Regions from separate parts of the Homo sapiens genome. Here region 2 is linked to region 1. Evidence: read pairs that join two places in POLR2A ChIA-PET (ENCODE). Cell type or tissue: MCF 10A. All regions are shown on one strand. Each heading gives the region's core, and the rest is flanking DNA. Links, peaks and the distances in the headings are about the cores only.

Region 1 (5,022 bases), core at 1,352-3,851:
AGATACAATTCAACCCATAATACTGCCCTTTCCATGAACCCATTCAACAGAGTGAGGAGCTCAATCCCCCCACCTTCCTGGACACATAATTAATTTTGTACAATGCCCATGATATAGCAATGAACCTATTTTTCTTCAATTGTTTGTTCAACTGTCTCCTGTATTTTTTTTTAAGTTGCCTGAGATCATGACTCCATTTAGTCCCTCTGTTACAGGAAAGGGGTCCCGATCCAGACCCCAAGAAAGGGTTCTTGAATCTCACTCAAGAAAGAATTCAGGGCAAGTCCGCAGTGCAAAGAGAAAGCACATTTATTGAGAAAGTAAAGTGATGAAAGAACAGCTACTCCATAGACAGACTAGGACGTTCCTGAAAGTAAGAGGAGGAATATGTCCACCCTAGGTACAATGCTTGTTTATATACAGGATAAGAGAAGATCACTGGGAGACGTGCTCTGCTACAGGGTTTGTGACAAAGGATTGGTTTTCTTAATTACTATATTTTGCAAGAATCAATATTATTATTATTATTTTGAGATGGAGTTTTGTTGTGTTGCTCAGGCTGGAGTGCAATGGCATGATCTTAGCTCACTGCAACCTCTGCCTCCTGGGTTCAACTGATTCTCCTGCCTCATCCTCCCAGATAGCTGGGACTACAGGCATGTGCCACCATCACTGGCTAATTTTTTTTTTTTTTTTTTTTTTGTATTTTTAGTACAGATGGGGTTTCACCATGCTGGCCAGGCTGGTCTCGAACTCCCGACCTCAAGTGACCCACCCACCTCAGCCTCCCAAAGTGCTGGGATTACAGACATGAGCCACCACGTCTGGCCAATATTATTATCTTTAAAGCAAAATTAGGAATGCCTTTGTTCTCAAGATATCGGGATATTCGGAGAGTCCCAAGTCTGGATCTGTTTAGTAAACATTATCAATCTGTTCCCTTAAGTGTAAATATCTAGAGGCTAGGAATACCTTTCTGGAAATGCAACTCAGCAGGTCCCAGCCTCATTTTCCTAGCCCTCACTCAAGATGGAGTTGCTCTGGTTCGAACGCCTCTGACACCTTCAGATGTCCAGTAACTATTTCTTGAGTAAATAATAGCTCATTCTGAATTTCCCCCTCTTTGCTAAGGACCAGAGGGAAAGCATGAAAAGTAAATTCATAAAGACACTCCTAGCTACCTTCCTTTATCAGAAAGGAAAAAGGGTGTTTTCCAGGGCTATCAGATTCACTTCTTCTTGTGACCTTTTCCCCTTTAAAGTCATTAACCTTCTGCTCATTTCTCCTGCTCTTGCTGTTTTCCTTTTTATTTATTTCCAACTCTCCTTACTTCCAGCTGCATATGCCCCTGATATGTGTTGAATCTAAACAGTTATTGTCATGAGGTTGAGGGAAGTGTGGAAAAGTAAGAGTTTATCAAAGTTTTCCTAATACAATTTATAGGCTGTCAGCAGTTGTTTATGCCTTCATATTAATTCTGGGATGTATATTTATTTTATTCTGAGGATATAATATGATGCATAATTGATTTTGAGAGTTTGGAATTGCTTTTGTAAAAATGTGGGTCTTGAGTCATGAATCCTAATGCCTGGCTACCAACAGGATTTTGTTTCAAGTTTCTTCTTATTCGGGAGAGAAAGTTTCACACCCTAGTGTGTTCATAAAAATGGAGAGAGTGTTTGATCTTGATCTTGCAGCAGGTTTTCTGGGAAGTTCTTAGTTGGGGCTACATGTACTACACATGGCAATGTTTGAAGTGCTGGCCAGATCTATAACCCTTCATTTGGTCATGATTCTTCCAGTCCATTCCTAAAGAAGGAAGCTAAGGAGCCATGTGTATACTGGGTGACTGCTCCTTGGTCCTACCTGAAGAGTTCATGGGCAGGTACTTGACTCAAGAGGAGCCAATCATCCTCGTTCTTGAAAATATAAAGTAAGCTCACAAAACATGTGGTAAGATTGAGATTGACTCTGGATCAATAACGTCATGTAAGGTTAGAGCCAGGGTTGCCACCACAAACCATAGGCAAATGCAAGTTCTAGGTAAATGGAAACTTACAGCCGTACAAAGGAAGTGAGCTGCATAGAGGAGAATGCAGAATGTGTGCAGAGGAAAGCAACCACATGAAGCCACATTGACAAACATCTAGCTTCCAGGTTATCTAAGGACACATTTCCCTTTAATATGCCCCAGGAGATCTTCTGTTTATTGTGGCAAAACAGTCCATGATGAAGATCCCTTTGTGTGGAAGCTCCAAGAAAAAAAGGCACAACATAGTCTATTCTGATTTAGAGTTTAAAGTAAAGGTAATTTACTGGCATGTAGTTTCCAGGAGTCAGGAATCCAGGAGCAGCTTAGCTGGGTGGTTTTGGCTGTTGAAGCAACAAATGGGCTATTGGCCAGGTGTGCCTTCATATAAGACATGCCTGATCTGCAAAATCCACTCCCAAGGTGTCTCATGCCTGGCAAGTTGGTACTGGTTATTGGCAGGAGGCCTCAGTTCCTCACCACATAGTCTTCTCCGTAGGGTTGCTTGAGTGTCCTAATGATAGGGTAGCTGTCTTTACCCACAGCTAGGAGCCAAGAGAGAGCAAAGTGGAAACATATCGTATGATCTAGACTTGGAAGTCACACCTTAATTTTGACAACATCGTATTGGCTCATGGTCAGCCCTATTAAGTGGGAGTAAGGACCACACAAAGACAAGAAAACCAGGAGGAGGAGATCATTAGAGGTCATCTTGGACCCTGGATATCACAGTCTGTGACTAAGAAAGACACTAGACTAATTAATAAGAGAACAAATTGAGGCAGTGCTTTTTCCTAAGCCTGCTCCCAGGCATTACCCATGTATATATGATCTATCTGCCAACACCACCTTGTCTTCCTACCTGTGTGCATCGTGTTCCTGTGTTTTCAATGTCCTTCCTTTCCACTCTTACTTAAACTCTCTACTCATCCTCATCCTCCTAGGCCCTATTTGCATGTCATGCCTCTTCTACTTAGCTCTTCCTGATCTTCCAGCACCTGGCAATAATAGATTGTAGCCCTCTGTGTGTTTCACAGTGCTCCCTGTATAGATGTCTTTTTACATTGATTCTACTCTGTGGTTGCATCTTGAAACAGGAACCTTGCTAAGAATCGAAGATAGACAACAAGGCAGGGATTGGTTATACAGGTTTTGGAAAAGCTGAAAACCCAGCAAGCACAGTCTGGACCCTGGCTAAGGCCTGAACTGGGCTGTGACTCCCTGGAGTCCAGTCTCAGTCTCTGGGTTAATCTCAGGACCTCCCTAGAACTGCCAACTCCAACTCAGGATGGCATGATCTGCTGAAGGCTGAAATGAACAGTGCTCAGTAATTCCAAACCAGCACTGGGAACATCTCAGAATACATGTTATTTTCCCAGGTTTTCAAATTACTAAGTTGCTCTCATCTGTCACTTGGTGGTGAGTAAATCCAGAGTGATTCCCTGGAAAGACTGAATTGGAGCTTATGTGTGGATGGACCAATGACCTCAATTCTCTCCTTCTTTTTGCTTGTTCCTTCCAGCCTCCTGACAGGGAAAATGAATCAGGACATTTTCCTCTGGAAAGTAGGGAAAGACATGCCCTGGGCAGAAGAATGTGTGTGTGTTCCTTCTAAAGGAGACGCATACACCAGGCCCTGGGAGGAGCACCCAGAGGATGGAGAATGAGGTTCTGTTAGAGGCCTGTTTAGCAAAGTCCTGATGCAACCTTTTAGAGGGTTCTCCATCCCTGAGAATTAATCCTATTAACTGCCATTTGTGGCTGCTTATTATGCACCAGGCACCATGCTAACCTCCTTACATCATTATTTCAATTCAAGCTTATAATACTTGGCAAGGTAAGTATTATTATTATCATTCCCATTTTGCACATGGGCAAACTGAGGCTCAGAGAGGCAACACAACCTGCTCAGAGTAAACAGTGGCAGTGAGATTGGAGGCAAGGAGTATCCAAATCTGCACCTGCACTCTAACTGGAATACTATGTTGCTTTCGTACTGAGCCCCTGAGTATTCTTGACTCTTCAGGGCTACTATTTGCTTACCTCTTAAAGGAGAAGATGAGCGTGCGCAATTCTTAACACCCAACACACATTAATAAGTCAGTCAATGACTGCCTCCGCAAGAGCAGGGAGGTATGAGCAAGGCCACCGTCCATCCCAGTTGGCCCAGTTCATGCCAGTTGTCTCAATGTTCTATTGGGTTTAGAATTTATCCCACTCCCTATTACCCTGAAAAGTCCCAGTTTAGGTGGCACATCCTATGGTCACCCCATGTAGAGACCCTGTTGGCTTCAGTGACTGAAACAGTAGCTTCTTGAGAAATATTAGTCTCAGGGGAACAGTGACATTCCCAGACTGAGGTGGTAACCCCTAAACACAACCCATAGTCTTAAACTAGGCAGCTGAGGGCCCTGCAGCCAGAAGTGTCCCACACCCCAAATGCCATCGAGCCTGAGGGTCTCGCCCCTTGACCTTGGGTCCCTGGCACCATGATGTGTCCAGCCCTGTTTTTCTCCCACTTTCCCTTTGCCTCTCACTCCCTGCATACATGTCCCCCTCCCTCCCCTGAGTCTGGTTACTAATAATGCTCATTCGTGATGAAAAGCCCCAGCTCTGTGGGAATCACATAGTAAAGGAATGTCAGCATCTGCCGGCCTGGGTCATGCCGATGTCAGTGGCCTCAGCCTCCTCTGTGGTCACTGCTGGCCCAGGTTTAAAGACATTAGTCAGCCTCAGACATAACCCCTCCTTGGGGGCCCAGAGCTTTGATCCTTTGCAGGATTCTGACCATAACCACATTCCAGGCCCTTGCAAGTTGTAAACGGCTATGTCTGCCCTCTTTGGATGCCTATGGTACTTTGTGCCTCTCTTTCTTTCCTTTCATAGTTGAAGTCCTCATATTTGCTGGACATGTGCCTGGGTTCTTCTTCTCCAGACCTCTGCCTGGCTGGCCCTTTCTCATAATTTATAACTCAACTGCCAAGCCTTCGATG
Region 2 (5,022 bases), core at 1,637-4,136, 50 kb after region 1:
GCTTTGTCCGGGAATCACAGTGAAAGATTCAATTAATCTATGAGCATGTATATCAATGTTTATTGGAATGAAGTGGACAGGTTTCCTGTATCCCTTACCTACATATCTCCATTCACCATCTTACTCTATGATTTACTTTATAATTGGAGCCAGTCCCTCATCTTCCGTCTTCTTTCACAGCTCAGCTAGGCTTTCTGATCTGAAGTCTCTGGGAAGCTCGTGTTTTCCTGTGTGCAGATGCTCCAGTAGCTACAACCTTCACACACTGGTTGTCTTCCACCTCCTGAAAAATTTACCTTGATACACTAGATTACTTCATGTCTTCTCAATAAAAAAGCCTCTCTTCTGCCTGTTTCTATCTCCTGCTAGACTTCCTCCTCCTGAGGTGAAACTCATTATGTTTTGTACCACCTTCTCCTCCTGAATCTAAACCCATCATGTTTTCTACCACTTCCTCCTTCTGAGTCTAAACCCATCATGTTTTCTGTCACTGTTCCCAAAGCACTCTTGACACAGAGCAGTAAAACAGCACTGGCAAAGAGCATGTTCCCCACAGCATCTGCAGAAAAATGTTCCAGAACCTCAGTATGACACCATGGCTCTAGGATCTGAGTTTGTTTCCAAATTCTGCCACTTCTGAACTGGATGACAATTAGCAAGTAACTTAATCTCTCTGAATGTTTTAATCTTTATCTACAAAGTGTAGATGGAAATAAAACCTCTCATAAGGAGGCTGTGAGGCCTAAGTGAGATGTAAAATGGTGACTTATTGTCATCAATAGTATTGTTACACTAAAAAGCCCTCTTCCTCTCTTGCTTTCAGCAGATAACCTGAGAACCTGCATTTATACGAAGGTAAAGGCCATCTGGTATGAATGGAGCATCTCCGTCTTCTCTCATTCTCAATGTTCATGGAGGTATCCCCTCACTATCACAATTTCTCTACATTGTCACCATTTTTCTTTCTTCTGGCTTGGTATTTTTTTTCTTCTTTTTGCTTTAAGGCCTCCCCAGTTAGCTTCCTGTCTACATCTCCAGGTCTGCCTGGAACTCTTTTGTGAACATTCCATAAAGCCATTGCTCACACACTTCCCCAGCCTCAAATGTCACCTCACTCTCTTGCTTTCCTTAGTTATACTTTTCAATCCATTTGAATTCTTCCAAAAAGGCTTTGTCTGCTGAACCTTCCTGTATTATCCATCACTGTGTACCAAATTACCACAAATATAATGGACTAACACAACATGCATTTATCATCTTGTAATTTCTGTGGGTCAGCAACGAGGGCACAGTTTACATGGGCTGTCTGGTTCAGGGTGTCTCAAAGTATAACTGAAACCGTCAGCCAGGGTTGAGGTCTCATCTGAAGGCTGCACTGTGAAGGATCTGCTTCTAACCTCATGGAGTTGATGGCGAAACTCAGTTCTTTAATGGCTGTGGGGCTGAGAGCCTCAGTTTCTCCTTGGCTGTAGTCTGCCCTCATTTCCTTGCCAGGTAGGCCTTCCCAACATGGATGCTTGCTTCTTCAAAGCCAGTGAGAGTCTACTAACAAGATGGAATTCACAACTTTACATAACCTAACCATAGACGTGGCAGCCTATAAGTATTGCTGTATTGTATTGGCTAGAGGAAAGTCACAGGTTCTGCCCACACTCAAGGGGAGAAGGTTACATAATGACGTGAATACCAGGAGGTGGGGATCATAGTGCCCTCTTAGAAGCTGCCCACCATATCCTTTTTGTTAAATTATTTCCTTAATCCATAAGCTATTTTTAACTACTCCATAATAGCATATGGAAGAAACTGAAAGAGTGATAAGATACGGCCATTTCTCTTCAGTTATAAAGGAAATGGACAATGCAAGGAAGTATGAGGTAAAAATCTCTAAACTTGCTGCAAAGTGTTCATCCCCTCAGTTCAGAGGAGAGAGAGAAGACCTGAGGTTGGGGTTCTTGTGAAAAGCTTAATGAAGGCAGCAACATTGGAAACTGTAGGTGATACTTGGAGGACAGGCAGAACTCAAAAGAGCAAAATTGGTAGATAGGGAAGAGGCACATTCTAGGTGATGGCAAATCCAAGAGAGATGAAGGTGTAGGAGATGGGCAGAAAATAGAAACTATTAGATTGCTGCAAAAGTCATTGTGGTTTTTGACATTGAAATTAAAGGCAAAAACCACAATGACTTTTGCACCAACCTAATGGTTTACTGTACTATAAACCCCCATAAATAATGGAAAGCAAAGGTGAAAACAAGAACAGGTCAAAATGGGTGGCTGGAGATGCTGTGGCCATCAGAATCAGCCAGACAAAGACCAGGACTGTCTTATCTTCTCTATCCTGAGCTCTCAGTACAAGTGCTGGATACACCTGAACAAATAAACCAACTGGGAAATGCATTTTGAAATCAGGATTACTAACCAAGAGGATTGCAATTGTCCTGTAAGAGGGAATCACTGGGACAACATTGGGCCACTGCAAACTAAATCTGTGACTCAGTTTCCTATTCTGAAAGTGAGAAAAATAATAGAGCCTATCTGACAGGGTTATTGGAAGAACTGAATGAGGTAGGACTTTAAAAGTGTTTGGATAAGGCCTTACATGAAGTAAGTTCAAAATAGCTGTTAACTATTATTTATTATTGTTATTCATAATCTACTTCACCTGGGTTTGCCGTCTTTGGCTCACAGCCTGGAGTTTCTTTGCTGTTCTCTGTCTTTCCTGGCTCAGAAACACAGTGAGTTTCTCTTTCCTGCTGACCCTGGGATACCCCCCAAGGCTTCTCTGAAGGTCCTGCCTTTGTGCCTGAGTCTCTGCTTCTGATGTGGTTCTGCAGAAGCAAACTAGAGCATCCCCAGCCTCGTGGACACCTCCATGCTGAGCTCAGCGCTGAGCTTTGAGGGTGAGTGACTGACTCCCTGGTCGGCACTTTTATTGTGGTTTCCTGATTGGTTCAGGATGGCTGGGCCTTTGCTACCCCATCCCCAAGTGGATTTCCAGTCCTGCCAGAGGCCAAAAGGAGAGTGACTTAGTCATTAGCTCCTCTGGCAACAGCCTCTGGCAGCAGTTCAAGGCAGCTTAGAAAACAGGGCAACAAGTGGCTGCAATATGTATTTCAAAAGCCTAGCACACAAGAAAAGGAAATGAAAACCAGAAAAAGCAGGGATAGTAATGTCTGAACCTGGAGGCACATCCAGACATGATTGGGCATTGCAGACCATGCTCCCAGGCCCTGGAAGTAAGGGATATGGAAGGGTTGTACCAGTAAGGAGCTGGGTCTGAATGGCAAGGCTGAGGCCCAAAGCCTCTCTTCCCTTCTGACATGTGCAAGGCATTAATGAATGAAGACCCTTTGTGCATCCTAGAAAATGATGTCCAGGTACACCTGGCTTAGGGTTTGTGTCCAGAGCACAAGAAGGGTTCCCTATTCTGTGCCAGTCCCTTGCAGAATTCATCTGATTCAAGCATGTTCAGATTTAGGGCTTTGCTGACCAGAATCTTTAGAATTCAGCCTCTACCAGAGAATGGATACACAGGGAGCAATGATGAATAAGCGAGGGTCTCTTCCATCGATTCCATCTTAGGTCATCTAACTCTTACAACACAAAGTGGGTGTTTTTATTGACTCCATTTCACATATGTTGGTGGAAACTAAGGCACAGAGATGTTGCATAACTATTGAATTAATGTCTTTCTTATTTGTCTTCTGCCTATCTAATCAGAACAGAAGTTTCTTGAGGACTGAGACTGTCTTTCTTTTTCATCACTTTATTGCAGGTGTCTAAAACGGTCCCTGGAATGGATCAGATGCTTAAAAAAACAGACTTAATGAGTGAACTTTACCAAAGATCAGAGATTTTGAACAATGCACCCCCAACTCTTAGTATCTACACTAAGTGTTCTCTGATTGGGTGTGATCTGATGAAGATTGTAGTGTTGGCAGGGTCTGGGGCAAGAGAGGAGGGGGAATGTGGTACACGATCACATTTACCAGTTAACGCTCAACTTCAGGAGCTCATAAGAAAGCCTTTATAAAAAGTGAGATGATGGTGTTTACAGTTTGAATGTGGGAATGATCCATCCTTCCTTGAGGACATGACCTTCCTTGGGTTGATCTTAGAACTAAGGGAGATGGTTCCTGCCCATCACTCCAGCCTAATTTTGTACCACCATCACTTCCTGCCTGCCTGCCTTATTTTCCTTCTCATGTTCTAGTGTCAAAGATTTGGGTGGGTAAAGAATAAGATGTGGGGGTAAAATCTAAGCATATCAAAACAATAGTTACTGACTTCAGACACTCTTCTTTACCTCATGCTATTCTTTTTGCTTCCTCTAGAAAAAGGCCAATATTTGGGAGCCTCAAGCCCCTCCCAGTTGTGCTAAAAGGACTCCAACTTTACAGCCAACAACATTTATTGCAGGGAAAATGACTAATGGGAAATACAACTGAGGCCAAATCCTAAAAGCCAAAGCTGGTTCTCACTCAAGAAAAATAAACAAATCACATTAGGCAGGGCACAACCCTGAAAACAAACTTTCATGAGAAAGAAGTTGTCAGTGGGTAAATAGTATAAGGCCTCCTGCAATGAAAGCCTCATCTGATCTTCATAAGGGTTTGTCTTTCTCCGCAGAGAGGCTACCGAGTTCCATTCTCAGTGTCTAGATCTTGGGGTACACACATATGCCACCTAGAGGGCAGGGTGATCCTTCAAGAAAGGGAAACAGTGCTGCCTTCTCTACAAAGCTGGATGGTGGCATGGATCAGGTCTGAGAGCACATGAGGGGCCCTGAATTCTCCCAGCACTCTCTGTTGCAGGTGATGGAAATTCAACTCAGTGAAGCTGCGACAGACCTCGCCTTTGCGACACTCATGTCTCTTCACCCTCACCTCAGTCCACACTAGCCCAACTTAAATTGGCCAGCCCTGCATTTCGTTGCCTGAGGGCTTCCTCTGGTTCTACGAGCCCATGCTGCCACCCACCCACAAGGCAGCCAGAACTTCCAGGAATTGATGTCTCCTGGGAT

The links. ChIA-PET counts read pairs that join two places held together with the same protein. Peaks named below come from ENCODE experiments on the same cell type or tissue, not always from the same donor. Only the 100,000 strongest peaks of a DNase experiment are listed, where the experiment ranks them.
Region 2: POLR2A ChIA-PET joins it to region 1 with 6 read pairs; 1 of 35 experiments calls an interaction of 5 or more read pairs at or near these places.

Annotation. Positions count from the first base shown.
Region 1 is chr20:39,823,166-39,828,187 of GRCh38, reverse strand. No RefSeq gene overlaps it. Among named protein-coding and RNA genes, the nearest start is that of LINC01370, 180 kb to the left of the region's middle. RefSeq lists an enhancer at 2,035-2,164. In MCF 10A, for the core only: no CTCF peak of the experiment used is centred there; a DNase peak (open chromatin) is centred at 2,447.
Region 2 is chr20:39,773,253-39,778,274 of GRCh38, reverse strand. All of the region lies in intron 5 of LOC105372614 (a long non-coding RNA gene), which reads right to left. Among named protein-coding and RNA genes, the nearest start is that of LINC01370, 230 kb to the left of the region's middle. In MCF 10A, for the core only: no CTCF peak of the experiment used is centred there; a DNase peak (open chromatin) is centred at 3,034.